2 separate regions of the Homo sapiens genome follow, and region 1 is linked to region 2. The links are chromatin contacts, found by Hi-C or POLR2A ChIA-PET in ENCODE. All regions are on one chromosome and are shown on one strand. The core of a region is the stretch at or near the end of the contact, and the rest is flanking DNA. Distances in the headings are between cores, read along the strand shown. Region 1 has its middle 15 kb from the start of LINC00297. Region 2 has its middle 6.2 kb from the start of LINC00384.

Region 1 (4,589 bases), core at 1,860-4,359, 240 kb after region 2:
AAAACTTTCTGTCCTACCATCATTTCTTTTTTGTTTTTGTTTTCCAGAATACAACTCATTCAAGTAAGAAGAACTGAAGGGAGCTTTTAAAAAATGATTCTGAAAGAGTTTATATGATCACTGGGAAATATATATACTATTTCTTTAAATAAATAATATTTAAAAAAATAAAGTGGAATATGAAAATCAGCCTGTGATTTTTAAGTAATCATGTTTTTAAAAAGCAGCTTTTTTAAATGGGACATTTTCAAATCTAATTTATAAAATTATTGTTTGAATTAGAAAAAGAGAATTTCTGGCACCTCTGCAGTTGAGAACTTTATGTGCCCTGCAATTAACAAGAGAGACTAAACTACACATTGCTGGTTGGTTAACTGGGTAAAATAAGATAGTCTTTAAACTGGAAAACAATTTTCCATCCTTTTCTGTAGAAAGTGTGCTTTTCAGAAGATATATATGTATATATTCATCACATGTATATTACAGACAAATAATCCTAAGTGTAGAATCTTAACTGAAAATATATGAATTATCAGCCAGGGGCGGTGGCTCACACCTGTAATCCCATCACTTTGGGAGACTGAGGCAGGCAGATCATGAGGTCAAGAGATCAAGACCATCCTGACCAACATGGTGAAACCCCGTCTCTACTAAAAGTAGAAAAAGTTAGCCGGGCGTGGTGGCACGCACCTGTAGTCCCAGCTACTTGGGAGGCTGAAGCAGGAGAATCACTTGAACCCTGGAGGCAGAGGTTGCAGTGAGCCAAGATCGCACCACTGCACTCCAGCCTGGCTACAGAGTAAGACTGTCTCAAAAAAAAAAAAAAAAAAAAAAAAATATATATATATATATATATATATATATATATATGAACTGTCGATATCCACAGGGTTATATCTAAGATGGTAGGATTATAAATGGTTTCTCCCTTTTTTTCTACTCTTCTGTATTTTCTATAGCAATTATGTAGTACTATTATAATGATAAAATATGATTAATTGTTAAAATGAACTGAGAACAAACGTGATTCTATGAGACATGTCTACAGACAGCTGGGAAACAGCCATGGGTGACAGAATCTGCTGTTACACTGTTACAAGGATAAGAAGTGGCCCAATTTGGGTGAAAAATGCTCACACCAAGGCCAAGAGACAGAGCAGCAGCAGGCTCTCCAGGTGAATTCTTCGCTGGCCAATGGCCCCAGACCGGCCTTCTCGAGGCTAACGTGTCATGGAGTCCAAGCTGGCACCATTTTTGTTGTGTCAAGCTCATTTTGTCTTTAATCTGAGCCTGCTTTGATGTGTTCAAATGAAATGCTGAGAATTTTTAGAGCAGAGAAAGCAATGAAGAGCCTGGCTCCCCAGTCTGTCCATCTGGATAGACACTTTGAATCCAGAAAGCTTCTGGCACCTTCACAGTTGAGAACTTTATGTGCCCTGGAATCAGCAAGAAAAACTAAACTATTTATCATAGGATATCTGGCCTGGCAGGATGAAAAAGGCGGTCTTCAAATTGAAGTAACAGGCTTACTTTTACTGCAGGAGTGTGTTTTGCAGAGGATATACTTAAAAGACAAAAATATTAATCCTGAGAATATCAAGGAGACTGCTAAGGAGGACTTTCACACTTTCATTTATTTGTTTATCACTCACTCATTCATTCATGCAGTTAATTAACCCCAGCTGGGTGCGGGTGTGTGGCCAGTCCTCAAAGCAGTGGTTCTGAAAGCATGGGTCCAGAACTAGAAGCACAGGCATCACCTGAGAACTTCTTAGAGATGCAAATTCTCAGAGTCAACCCCTAGACTGCAGAATTGAAGTCTCCAGGGGTGTGGCTCAGCAATGTGCATTTTAACAAGCCCTCCAGATGATTCCTGTAACTGCTAAAGTTCGAGGACCACAGGTGTTATGCATGGGTGTGTTGCAGTGGAGCTGGAAAGGAATTGCTGTTAAGTATTTCAGCTGGGCACAGTGGCTCACAACTGTGATCCCAGTACTTTGGGAGGCTAAGGTGGGAGGATTGTTTGAACCAGAAGTTCGAGGCCAGTGTGGGCAACATGGCAAGACCCCCATCTCTAAAAACATTATTTTTTTTTTTAAAAAAAAAAAAAAGGACAGTAGTGTGTGAGGTGGGCCTGGTGGCTCATGCCTATAATTTTAGCACTTTGGGAGGCCAAGGCAGGAGGACTGCTTGAGCTCAGGAGTTTAAGATCAACCTGGGCTACACAGTGAGACCTTGTCTCCACAAAAAATAAACAAAATTAGCCACGATGGTGGTATACACCTCTGGTCCTCTACTCAAGAGGCTGAGGTGAGAGCATCACTTGAGCCCCAGAAGTCAAGGCTACAGTGAGCTATGAGCCATTATTGTGCCACCACACTCCAGCCTGGGTGTCAGAGCGAGAGCTTATCTCTACAAAAAAAAAAAGAACAATAGTGTGTGGAAGAAGCTCATTGTTCTAGGGAAGCACAGAGTGCAAGGCAACTCCATCACCCCATGGAGAGGACTTTCCACAGCCTATTTCTTTGCACTGAATGATTCCACTCTTAGGATGAAATGTGCAGTCTTCTTGATCCAATATTGTATTGATTTGAAGTGTCCATTCCAAGTGGCTTCCAGAAGGAAGTAAAACAACTCAAATTAAAAAATATCTCCATTCTTTCTTGCTTATGTTCTTTGATCAAGTTGTCTTTGTGCTCTTATGAAATGGCTACAGCCCAGTCCTCACAGCCCAACATAAGTTTGCCAAAAGATACTCTGGGAATCCTAAATGGTTATCAATGATGTCACCTGATAGGCAGCATTAGATGTCCACACGATGCACTTAGAACAAACACTTCCTACATACAATGACACTCATTTTCTTTCGTTTTCCTCTTCTCTTCTTTTTTCCTCCCTACATCATCTTTAGCTGAGAAGGTAGTAATGCTGCAGACGAGCTCTCCTTATCAAATGTATCAGGCCTGGACACAGCTGTGTGGGAAGCAAGGCTGCTTGCGATGTCAGCCGCCTCCAGGATCTCCTGGGTCAAAAGGACTTATTTTGCAGTTGAATCTGTTGTGTCTCATGTTTTTCTGCTTCTCTGGAGAGGAATGCCCAAAGAGGCGTGGCTGAGAGGTTAACCACAGTTATGCAGACAACAGCTGGCTGCTTTTCTCATCGCTTCCTAAGGGTTTAATTTTGGATCCTGTCCAAATAGCTATGTTTTGGATAGAAAGTGGGAAAACAGCCCAATTGAGATTGCTTTAGTTGCCTATATGATGGACATCATCCTCATAGGTTTCAACTGGAGGCTTGAGGTTATGTTTTCAATGACTAATATATGTCTTTATTTAAATTCCATCACAGGAAAACCTAATACCTGCTAGTCACAGCTGTTGAAAATTGTATAACTACAGTCTACCATTAATCGAATGCTTGCAATGTGCTAGGCGTTATGTTGATATTTCCTGCTATAACCACATGTCAACTATCTAAAGGAGGTTTTATTACCCCATTTTGCAGCTATGGAAACTGAAGCTGAGAGAGATTAAGTAATTTGTTCAGGGTTATATAGCAAGTAAGTTGCAAGATTGGAATTTGATTCAGGTGTGTCTGACTCCACCCTGTTATGGCGTCTCTCTGATATCCCTGTAGTGAAGGGATAAAATGATGACATTCATTTGGTTAAAGAACACTGATTCCGTCTTCTAGAAATGTGCTCTGGCCAGGCTCAGACACAGCATTCTAGACCAATGACTGCATCACTGATTTCTTATCAGCCTAAAGCTGATCAAATTGCAGGGGAATTTACTGATAAATGATAGATTCCAGAGCTGGCAAACAGGTTTTTCGCGCCAATTCTGATTATTTTTTCATGCACGCATGAAGTGCTGTGTTGAGAAAGTGTCTGAGGCCACATGTGAGCCCAGGGGCAAGGTGTACTCTGATGGATAAGGTGACATCTGGCCTGGCATCAAGAGAGGCAACTACAGAGGATATGATAAATATTTTGTAATATTTGATATATTGAATTGGGTGCCAAGTGTCCTAAAATTTAGGCTCAGACCTTGAATTTAGATTTTATAATAATTGCCATTGAAAATTAAGTATCATAAAAATGCGCTCAGTAAAATGTGGTGTTACCTCATCAGTTCTGTGTGATGTGGGAGATGATGAAACACCACAATAGATTGGATTAGAATTGATGCAAGCATGCTTCATTCTAAGGAAACCTACACTCAAAAGATTACAAATTATGAGATTCTCAACCTTACAAAAGGATTACTGGGATGCTTTTAAAGAGTAACATCACCTCAGCACTACCCCAAACACACCCAATGCATGCAAAGAGTCTTTCATGATCCCATTCAAGATGGAAGAGGGAGTCAGAATAAGAAACTAAACTTGCTATTGTTGGCATATTGTTAATACTATCCAATGTGATCTACAGATTCAATGCAATCCTTATGAAAATTCCAATGACGTTTTTCACAGAAATAGAAAAATAATCCCCAAATTTGTCCAAAACCACAAAAGACCCCAAATGGCCAAAGCAATAATGAGCAAAAAGAACAAAGCTGGAGACATCACAGTACCTGATTTCAAAC
Region 2 (5,194 bases), core at 1,341-3,840:
TGACTCGTCATCCCAGATCCTGATCTTGCTGTCCCTGCCTGAGCATGCAGTGCTTCCTGAGGTTCCCCTAGTCTTCCCCATTTCTGCATCACCAGGGCTGAGCACAGCCCCTGGCACATAGTAGATGCTCAATAAATATAGGTTGGTTGATGGAAGGAGTCAAGCTCTCCTTGGCTCTATACCAAGAGCCAACCTGCATGGGCACAGGACGTAGCTCTTCACTTGGACCTGGGGGATGAAGGACTGTTGGATTCGATCTATTTTGTACAAATCTGGCTTCCCAGAATGTGAAACATGAGACTGGCTCCCTGGCTCACCATCCGCCTGCCTCTTCCCATTGCCAGGCTGAGAATCACCACTGGTGACAAATGCTGGACGGCCTGGCTGACAAGTGGTCCTGCGTGAGCAAGGCACTGGCAGCTCTGAGTGCCAAGCTTTGGCTTCCTGTGCATTTGGGGCTGCGCATTTGGAGAAGATCCACCACTTAACAGAGGGGAGCTGCTGGAGTGACAAGCAGCATCCTCACGCCAGGAGAGCTTCCTGCCCAGAACGTATGGTATATGTCCAAGGGCTCTCAAGGTACCCGAAGCCATGCCAGTTGCAATAATTAAGCAGTAAGACCCAAGCGAATAGGTTTGCTGTGGCTGCATGACAGCCAGATGCCTGGGGTGTGAACTGAGGCCCGCCTCACACTGAAAACTGTCTTGTTGCGACTATAAAATCGTCAGTGACAAATGGAAGGAATGATCGTGCTGGTGATTTGGTGCTAACGTGGCAGCTCACTCCAAGGACTTCCACACGTCATCTCCTCCACCCTGACAGCATCTCAGGAAGGCAGGAAGTTGGCCCGACCTCTGCCTTCCACTATCCAGATGGACACCCGCCACCTGGGGCCTGGGCCTAAGCCAAGTGCCTCCGCATAGGTGGACTTAATGTTCCTAATCCCCTGCCCAAAGCCCCATCTTTGCCCCATGCTTTTCAGGCTATGAGTACCAGGCCCTGGGTGAGTCATTCTCAGATGTCATCTATGTCAAGTCTCATAGCAGCTCTACTATGTAGGGTTCTATTAGCCCCATTCCACAGGTGAAAAAACTGAGGCTCAGAAGTGTCAAGTTATTTACCCAGGCCACAGAGCCAGTCAGTGCCAAGGAGGGAGTGCAGCCCAGCTCTGCTGATCTCTAAAGCTTGTGCTCTCAACTACCACAATTTCCTGCCTTTTTTAAACAAACAAAAGTGGGCGTTATAACTGGGTGTTGTATTTCCTGTAACAAAGTACCCAAACTATAACTGGGTGGCTTAAAACAACAGAAATTTATTATCTCACAGTTCTGGGGCTGAAAGTACCAAATCAAGGGGTTTGCAGGGCTGTGCTCTCTTGAGGGCTCTGGGGGAGAATCTGTTTGCTGCCCCTCTCTTGGCTGCTGGAGTGTCTGGCAATCTCTGGGGTTTCTTGGCTCACAGCTGGGCAACTCCAACCCCCCATCTTCACAAGGCATTTTCATGTGTGTGTTTTCACAAGGCCATCTTTTTATCAGGACATGAGTTGCCCTGGACTAAAAGCCCACCCTACTCCAGTATGACCATATTTTAATTTAACTCGTCATATCTGCAATGACCCTATTTCCAGATAAGGTCACACTCAGAGGTAGCGGGGATTAGGACTTCAACATATCCATTTTGGGAGGCACAGTGTACTCTCTAACAGATGTAATAATAGTTTAAAATCAAGATGGAACATAAAACAAAGGGGAAGTAACTTTGACTTACAGCTGGATGGATGTCACACAACCCCTAAGGGAAAGGCATGAGAGGTGGTTTCTTCCTTGGACTTTGCAAACACAAGTGCCAGCCCAAGGCTCCCCAGGGCCCTCTAGGGGAGTCCTGCTCAGAGCCAGGCCCTAGAAAGACTTCCTCAAGTGCCTCAAACCTCCCAGTTCTGCAACATCTGCTTGGGTTAAATTTGATGTATTGGCCATTAGCCGCCTCCCCAATGACCCCCTCCCCATGCCACCCCCTAAAAGTAACCCAAAACAAAACAACAACCTTATGATGGCCAGGATGGCTGTATAAACGAGTTTGAAGAGAAGAAAGAGGGTGACACACAGAGATTTCTCAAGAGCAGAAGGGAGGCAGAGACAGGCTGACTTATTGTTGGTGATAGAAATTCATCTTATTAAGGAGTAATGAACGGTTTTGCTTGGGAATTAATCACCAAAGCCTTCTCCCTGGAGTAAGAAGAAATAGAAAATGCCAGAATAAAGGCGTGCTGGAGAGGCTGTGATGGCAGCTCTAGCAGAGGCTCCTGATGGGGGCTGCACACTGAAATCATGTAGGGGGGATTTTAAAAAGACCCATGTTCAGCTACGCCCCAGACTGATGACAGCAGAATTTCTGGGGTGGGACTCAGGTATCTGTACTTTTCTAAAGCTTCCTAGGTGATGCCAATGTGAGGCCCGGGTTGAGAACCACTGAGCTAGAGGGTCGCATCTAGCTCCTTGACCTTCTCCACCGTGAGGCAGGGGCAGGTGGTAAGAGCAGCCCATCTGCCTGTCACCCTGCCGAGCCTTCCGTGTATTTCCTGCTCAGCTGGCATCAGCCAAGTGGACACTTCTTTCTGGGGTCTTTCATTTCTTAGCCCTGTTTCCTCTCCTCTGGTGTTGGGGTGAAATGAGAGATTCTGGAAACTTTGGTGAGATCATTTTGAGTGTCTCTTCTATATAGAAAGACCTATACCAACTGTAAAAACAAATTTTTTTTTGAGACAAGGTCTTGCTCTGTTACCCAGGCTGGAGTGCAGTGGCATGATCATAGCTCACTGCAACCTCAACCTTCCGGGCTCAAGTGATCCCTCCATCTCAGCCTCCTGAGTAAGTGGGACAGTGGGACTACAGGCTTGTGCCACCATGCCCAGCTTTTTTTTTTTTTTTTTTTTTTTTTTTTTTTTTTTTTTTTTTTAGACACGGGGTCTTGCTGTGTTGCAAAGCAGCTCTTGAACTCCTAGGCTCAAGTGATCTTCCTGTCTTGGCCTCCCAAAGTGTTGGGGTTGCAGGCATGAGCCACCATGCCCAGCCTAAAAACAGACTTCTACTGCAAATAAATTGGTACAGCAGCCTTTCCTGAGCCTTAAAGCATTCCAGTTCCCAGAGGGTAGGGGTTCAGCATGATATGAGACACAGTGAGGCCCAGGTGTGGGTGAGTGTCTGTTTCATTCCTTACTTGGTGATAAACACAGTTGAAAGCTTGATGGTTTCTGTTCATATCAAAATGTCCTCGGGTCAAAACAAGAGTAAAGCGAGTGTGTCGGAATGTCCCTGGTAACAAAATGACTGTGTCAAATTGACGAGAATCCTCTTGAGAGAGGCCTAGGGGACAACTGGAGGCCTGAGTCGGAAACAGCCTCTGCCAGGGGGCCGCTCAAATCCATATCCTTCTGCTGCTGCATAGACCAAGCTTGTTCCCTGCGATCTACCTGTTCTCGCTTGAGTCTATAGCCACATTGAGATAAATTGCACAATGGATGCTGATCGGGGGGATGTTTTGAGAGCTGGGTCCATGCCAACAACTCCAGAGTAAACTGAAGGCAGCCAGCTGGGTGGGCACAAGCCTTCGTAAACCAGATCAGCTGTGGCTGCAACAGAGTCTCTAGGGGTCATGAGCAGCCTCATTCATACCAAGGAAAACCTCGGGCCACATCTGGGCAGAGGTTCTCCCCAGACCCCCCACGGCCCCCGTAATGACAAATACTTTTTGTCATTTGTAACTTTCCTTTATTTTCCTGAAATAGATTTTTAAAAAATCCTTATATTACTCTAACATTAATATAAATAGAAACTATAAGGAAAGGAATTGATAATAATACATTCCACTTAAAAAAATATAAAGGCTCAGGCATGTCTAACCAGACAACCTAACAAGGAGCTCAGAAGCTTGGACATACGTGTAAAGTCACTATGAATGGGACCACAAATGCAGACTGAACTTTTCCAATCACAAGTCGGATGCCATGAGCGGAGCCGCTGTTGACATGTATTTCTGAAATTGTGAACAGCTCTTGGGAGGGTTCTGAAATAAACTTGGTAGTTGCACTTCTGAAAATTTCAGTTTATATTTAAACAGTTCAAAAATGCTTCGTGTTTTTATGTAAAATGCAGTTTGTTTCTAAGCTTAGATGATTGTAAACATCAATATCCCAAGGACTCGAGAAAACTCTTCATTGTGTGGGTGGTCCCTCACGTTTCAGGACGTCTAGTGTCCCTGGTGACATTCCTGCATTATGGCTTCTAGAAATGTCTCCTTCCCCAAATGGTAGTTCTGTCCCCGCTGGGAATCAACTTACATGGATGGTGAGTCTTTGCTTCCTAAACCTCAGTCTGGCGAAGAGCTTGGTGCTCGACCTTCATTTCACCTTCTTTTCTTCTTCCTCTTCTTCCTTTTCTCAGAGGGCACCAGCAGCTCTCTGGCTTTCTTGGGGGTGGTCAGCTCTTCACTCATGGTGGTCTCCTCACTTCCCTTCCCTGCTGCAGTGGAGAAGGCTACTTTCTCTTCCAATGACCACTGATTTTTATTTGATTACCAGAAGACAGCAGATCTTGTCTTGAAAATCTTGGACCAGTTCCCCAATGCTGTGCTAGACAACTTGTGAGTGGCACTCCCAGATGTCACAACCAACAATCTCCTGAACACCTTCTCCTTCCAACTCAGCAATTACTGTTAGTTCTACTATCCTTAGGTCTAGCAGTGTAGAAGTGTTCTTCCCCTAATTTCTCTGAAATAGACTAAATAGTGGACATGAAATTTCTGCGTGTATAAGAATGACCTAGAAAGTGTGCATGAATTTCAGATTCTCAGGGCTTGCCCCCAGAGATGTGAATCCAGTGAGTGTGGGAGCCTGCATTTTTAACAAGCAGCTCCAGCCTGCACTTTTTGAGACACTGTCTGGTTCTGCAGATGGGTGTGGAGGTGATAAGGTCTTCATCAAAATAGACTGGGAGGGGTCCACCCCGGTAATTAGGGACTCCAAAGTGGATATCCACTTAGGGTCTTGCACCTTGTCTGGGACACTAATACACATGTATATGGCACGGGGGGTGGTGGAGGTCTGTGGCACAGACTTCTATGCATTCTCCCCTCCTTTTAGAACTTACCTCAGTTTTTTGCTGGGCACAAGACAGTCTGCCTGTATTAAAGACTACAT

The links. A loop is a pair of places that touch in the nucleus more often than their neighbours do. ChIA-PET counts read pairs that join two places held with the same protein, here RNA polymerase II (POLR2A).
Region 1: a map of natural killer cell shows a loop between it and region 2 (5-fold over the local background). The contact joins two enhancer-like sites. A Hi-C loop is called at or near these places in 1 of 168 maps with a recorded cell type or tissue (natural killer cell). POLR2A ChIA-PET finds 5 or more read pairs at or near these places in 2 of 52 experiments (CD4-positive, alpha-beta memory T cell and activated naive CD4-positive, alpha-beta T cell).

What each region holds. Positions count from the first base shown.
Region 1 is chr13:29,900,996-29,905,584 of GRCh38, reverse strand. No RefSeq gene overlaps it. Among named protein-coding and RNA genes, the nearest start is that of LINC00297, 15 kb to the right of the region's middle. Within about 2 kb of position 3,109, at least 10 of the 41 ENCODE cell types and tissues checked have a DNase peak (open chromatin) inside an H3K27ac peak, as active enhancers do; they include natural killer cell, where a contact is called at or near this core.
Region 2 is chr13:30,144,252-30,149,445 of GRCh38, reverse strand. No RefSeq gene overlaps it. Among named protein-coding and RNA genes, the nearest start is that of LINC00384, 6.2 kb to the left of the region's middle. RefSeq lists an enhancer at 2,992-3,421. Within about 2 kb of position 2,590, at least 3 of the 41 ENCODE cell types and tissues checked have a DNase peak (open chromatin) inside an H3K27ac peak, as active enhancers do; they include natural killer cell, where a contact is called at or near this core.